Linked DNA regions of Mus musculus: region 1 is linked to region 2. Evidence: chromatin loops called from intact Hi-C (ENCODE). Cell type or tissue: left cerebral cortex. All regions are shown on one strand. Links, peaks and the distances in the headings refer to the core of each region. The heading gives the core; the rest is flanking DNA. Region 1 has its middle 11 kb from the start of Oprd1. Region 2 has its middle 18 kb from the start of n-TAcgc3.

Region 1 (2,806 bases), core at 286-2,785, 48 kb before region 2:
GTCATGCAGAGAGCTCCAGCTGTCACTCATTTGGGGTTGCCTTTCAGTGATGCGTCTGCCTGGGAGCTAACCGTGTTCCTGTAACCCTTCACCCATATTCCTCCCAGTAACCCCAATAAACTCACTGGTTCGTCCAAATGGGCTTCCGCTGTACGGTTACTTTGGTCTGCTGTCCGTTGCCACTCTGGGGTGAGTCGATGGTTGTCCTCTGGAAAAGTGTCACACATGAAAGGCAGAAAGAGCTGAAACCATGTGGGGGGGGAGGGCCTGTAGTCAGACTGCCTACTGGCCGCAAGTCTGCAGGGCTGCATGTAGAGACAACAGCCATGTCAACAGATTCAGCAAGAATTGAAGGTCAGAGGAGACCACTACAGAACTGGCAGCCGTTGAGAGGCAGAAACAGGCCCAGCAAGATGGCTTGGCAGGAAAGGCTACTAAGCCTGCCAGCCAGTTTGAACCCTGGGTCTCACAGGGCAGAAGGAGAGAACCAACCCTCCCAGATTGTCCTCTGACCTGGGATATACATGCCTTATGCACTACACATATATACTATACAAACACACACACACACTACACACATATACCACACACACAAGATATAAGTAAAACAATTTTTTTTTAAAGATAGAAAAAGAGAGTAGTCAAGAATTAGTCTCAGGGATTACAGAGATGGCACAATGGTCAAGAGCAGTAGTTGCTCTTCCAGAGGACCCAGGTTCAATTCCCAGCACCCACATGGGAGTCTGTAACTCCAGTTTTAGGGGATCTGACGCCCTCTTCTGACCTCCACTGGGCACCATGGACACACGTGGTGCACAGAAATACATGCAGGCAAAACACTCATAACTGTAAAAGGAAAGAATGAACCTCTCTTTTGCATTTTGTTTTGCTTCTAATTTTCTTGAGACAGGGTCTCTTTGTGTAGCTGGCCTGGGATTCACCCTGTAGACTAGCTATCTCTGCTTCCCCAAGTGCTTGGATTAAAGGCATTCACCACCACTGCCCAGCCAGTTTTGTTTTTTGTTTGTTTTTCAAGACAGGGTTTCTCTGTGTAGCCCTGGCTGTCCTGGAACTCACTTTGTATACCAGGCTGGCCTCGAACTCAGAAATCCGCCTGCCTCTGCCTCCCAAGTGCTGGGATTAAAGGCGTGCGCCACCATGCCCGGCGCTAGTTTTGTTTTTAATATAGTATTTTTATTGTCTTTAAGGATTTCCTACATACACACAGTGGATCTTAATCATAGTCTCTCCTTGAGTCTCAGATCCTACCGTCAGCAACCAGATGGTAGGCGCCAATCTTATATTTTTTTTCTCTCGTTTGTTGGATGCTCTCCTGATCTCATCCAGGCTCTGAAGATGTCCAACTCTCTGGCGATGAGATGAAATAAGGAAATCTGACCTCGGTATCAGGGATGCTGTCGAGAGAAGCTACTGATGTGCAAGTGCTCTGGGAAGCCAAAAGTGCTTTGCAAGTGAGAGTGGTTATTATTTTATGGTCATCTTCACATTCCTCTTCCCTCCAGGGGCTCACAGATGGAGGTGGACTGAAAGGCAGCCCAGGGGAGCTGCTAAGAGGCAAGCCAGCTGCTGTATTTTGCACCAGGCAGATTTGTCTTTCTGGCAGGTGGGAGCCACATTCCCACGTACTAAATTGCTAATAGCTTCCCCGGGGAGTTTCCTTTCAGCTCTGACTACTGCAGTGATTGCTGTTGCTCCCGTGGCTGACTGACGCCTTCTGATGCCCTGGGCTGGCCCCGGATTTCCCATCCAGTTTTGGGTTTTGCCCCTGAAGTTAGGGATGGTGTTAAACACCAAGCCCAGCCCAAAGTTTTCAGTTAGATTTGGAGGGCTTTTGTCTGCTCTGTACTGTAACAGAGGTGGAGGTGTGATGTTCACGTCTAAACCCCCAGCACTTAGAAGACAAAGGCAGGGGGAGTGTGAGTTCAAGGCCAACCCTGGCTACACAGTCAGAATGCCCCACCCCCAAAACAAAGAGTGGGAACAAACACAAGGATTTCCTGGTTTCCAAGGGAGTGATCCCCTATATACTGGAGAGAGAGGGTGGTCAGAGGCAACCAGCTTTGCTCTGGGAGGTAGGAGCCTAGGTGTTGGGGTCACACACATTTGGCACCTCTGCCAAGAGCTGAGCTGAGATTTCCAGTCAACCTGATAAGGCCAAAATCCTCATAGCCATTCAGGTAAACCTGGAGATGAGAAGAGTTTACTACTACTCCTCCTCCTCCTCCTCCTCCTCCTCCTCCTCCTCCTCTTCCTCCTCCTCCTCCTCCTCCTCCTTTTGGTACAAGGGATTGAACTCAGGGCCTGATGAAAGCCAGACAGGTGCTATGTAATATATCCATAGCTCGGGAGCAAGATATCTGTAGAAGTTGGCTTGGGCAGGCAGGAGACCCAACATCTACCAAAGGAATGATAATAGCAGACGCTCATGCCTACCTGGCTTCAAACCCCACACCTGGTGGAAAGATTTATTTATTTCAGCTTCTGGCTTCACCTGTGACAGAGCGTGATGGTGGGCAGTGTGTGGGAAGCTGGGATGCAGAAAGAAAAAAGCTAACTAGGCCAGGGCAAAAATCTCTCCTTTGCTGGGTAGTAGTGGTACACCTTTAATCCCAGCACTGCTGGGGTCCAGCTTGGCATCCAGTTTGGGTACATGGGGAAGGTAGCTGGGGGGGCATTAGTGATCAGGGCCAAAGCTGTTGACTTTTGACTCTGTCTCTATCTCTAGAGCCAGAAGCTGATGTCTTCTGGCAATTTAACTTTTTCTTGCTATTCCAGGTCCCAAAGC
Region 2 (2,806 bases), core at 110-2,609:
GCAAGGGATGGAACCCCAAGAGTCCCCTAAGAGCATGCAGAAATTCTGGCACATAGTGGGCCGCAATACAAGGTTCTTCCCTAGTAGTTATGGGGGCTCCAAAGCTGGCTGTTGTCAGGAAGTTGCTTGGCTTGGAGTCCTAAGTGCCTGGCATGTTGAGAGATGGGCATTTGGCATCTGGAAGGTTGCTGGAGCCGCAAGTGCCCTGGCTGAGCTCCTACCTGCTAGAACACAGTCCAAAGGCCAGCTGCCATCGCTCTGTATCTATACTTAGATCCCAAACTTAGAACTGCAGCGCCATACGAAGCCAGCTGCGGAGACTCTAAACCCTAGACAGTGAGGTTCCCTGTTAGACCCCGACTTTGGTACTTATATACAAACCATGTGTGGAACAGAGTCTGGAGTGTAGCTCAGCAGTTAGAAGCAGGAACCACTCTTCCAGAGGACCTGAGTTCAGTTCCCAGCACCCAAATCAAGCAGGTTACAACTGCCTGTAGTTTTAGGGAATCTCACCCCTCTGTCCTCTGCAGGTTTCCCCAGATGTGTCAGGATCTCATGATGTAGCCCAGGCTAGCATCAAGCTCACAATGTAGCCAAGGGTGTCCTTTAATTTCTGACCCTCCTTCCTCCACCTCCCAAGTGCTGGAATCATAGGTGTGTACCACCACACTAGCTCACAATTATTCATTCACTGCCTATTCCTTTATGTTACTTCTGGCCCTAGGTGGGCAATGCTCATTGGCAGGAGTGATGCAGAGTCAGGATGTGGTCCCTCATTCTGAGCTTGTAGATGGGCTCCTGAGACCAGGACAGTGGGTTTGAGGCTCTGGATGCAGGCAGCTTGAGAGTTCAAACTGGAGTCACCATGAGCTGATGAGGGACCTCAGCAGCTGAAGATGCTGTCAGTCATGTTCAAGCCGTGACGTCACATTATGATGCTGCCATCTATGAAGTTCATACTGGAGAGCTGTTTAATCCAGCTACAAAAGAGAAAAAAACAAAACAAAGTGAGGCAGGGGGTGGTGGTAGCACATGCCTTTAATCCCAGCACTGGGGAGGCAGAGGCAGACAGATCTCTGAGTCTGAGGCCAGCCTGGTCTACAGAGTGAGTTCCAGAACAGCCAGAACTTCATAGAGAAACCCTGTTTCAAAAAAAAGGGGGGGGGCTGGTGAGATGGCTCAGTGGGTAAGAGCACCCGACTGTTCTTCCGAAGGTCAGAAGTTCAAATCCCAGCAACCACATGGTGGCTCACAACCATCTGTAATGAGATCTGATGCCCTCTTCTGGTGCATCTGAAGACAGCTACAGTGTACTTACATATAATAAATAAATAAATAAATAAATAAATAAATAAATAAATAAATAAATAAATCTTAAAAAAATAAAAAAGCTTAAGTGAAGTTTATGATTTTTGTTTTGGGCTACATGTGATCCACAGGCAGCTCTAGGAGGCCCTGTCCAGGATCTAGTCCCGCATCAGCACCAGGAGGAGCCCATGATGCACAGCCAACAAACACTCTCACTTGTACCAGCTTCATAACTGCTCTCAAACTGACTAGGAAACAGATGTTATTATGAGGTTCAGGGGAGAGGATGGCCTCTCTTGATGATTCCAGGAGGAACACATCTTATGTCTATTTCTTCTCTCCACCTCCTAAGAGGGAACACTAATTACTCAGAGAGACTTCGGTGGTATTTCCTGTGCCAGGGTCTGTGCCTTTTAACATTGGTATCACACACATATGAAACATCTAAAACCCTACCATGATATTGGCAGGCCCATCTCACATCCATCTCTTCCTGCCTTGAAGGCCGACTGGTCTGTGATACCCGACACCTTTCAGGTCTTTGCTACATAATCTTGGGAAAGAGTCTCAGCCTGTTGCCTTTAGACTTTAGAGGCCAGATGGGTGGGGTGGCACAAGCAGAAAGGTGAGGCAGGAGGATGTCTCATTCAAGGATAGCCTGGGCTTCATGGTGTGATACTGTCTCAAGAACCTAGAGAGAGAAAGAGAGACATAAGACAGAGACAGAGACAGAAAACGAAAAGAAGCTGGATATAGTGACTCAAGCCTGTAATCCTAGCACTTACTGGAGTAGGAGAATTACTATGAGTTTGAGGCCAGCCTGTGCTCCAGATTGAGACCCTGTGTGGAAGGAACCCAAATTAACAAAAGGACAACAGCCCACAAACAGACAATAATGACAAAGATAAAGCTCACTTGGTGAGAAACTGAGAACATTTAGAAAGAACCAGGGAGCCGGGCGTGGTGGCTCACACCTTTAATCCCAGCACTTGGGAGGCAGAGGCAGGCGGATTTCTGAGTTCGAGGCCAGCCTGGTCTACAAAGTGAGTTCCAGGACAGCCAGGGCTATAGAGAGAAACCCTGTCTCAAAAAAAAAAAAAAAAAAAAAAGAAAAAGAAAAAGAAAAGAAAAGAAAAGAAAGAAAGAAAAAACCAGGGAATGAGAGCCCTTGCATGATTTGGTCATGGAAGCTTCCAGCACGCATGAGTAGCAGATGGGAGTCTTTCATTACCTTGTGTACTGGCTAGTTTTGTGTCAACTTGACACAGCTGGAGTTATCACAGAGAAAGGAGCTTCAGTTGAGGAAATGCCTCCACGAGATCCAACTGTAAGGCATTTTCTCAATTAGTGATCAAGGGGGAAAGGTCCCTTGTAGGTGGGACCATCTCTGAGCTGGTAGTCTTGGTTCTATAAGAGAGCAGGCTGAGCGAGCCAGGGGAAGCAAGCCAGTAAAGAACATCCCTCCATGGCCTCTGCATCAGCTCCTGCTTCCTGACCT

What was found. Peaks named below come from ENCODE experiments on the same cell type or tissue, not always from the same donor. Only the 100,000 strongest peaks of a DNase experiment are listed, where the experiment ranks them.
Region 1: it touches region 2 in a loop (1.9-fold over the local background); 3 of 42 quality-filtered maps call a loop at or near these places.

Annotation. Positions count from the first base shown.
Region 1 is chr4:132,154,315-132,157,120 of GRCm38, reverse strand. No RefSeq gene overlaps it. Among named protein-coding and RNA genes, the nearest start is that of Oprd1, 11 kb to the right of the region's middle. In left cerebral cortex, for the core only: no CTCF peak of the experiment used is centred there; DNase peaks (open chromatin) are centred at 1,328 and 1,588.
Region 2 is chr4:132,105,851-132,108,656 of GRCm38, reverse strand. No RefSeq gene overlaps it. Among named protein-coding and RNA genes, the nearest start is that of n-TAcgc3, 18 kb to the left of the region's middle. In left cerebral cortex, for the core only: CTCF peaks have their summits at 1,164 and 1,364; no DNase peak of the experiment used is centred there.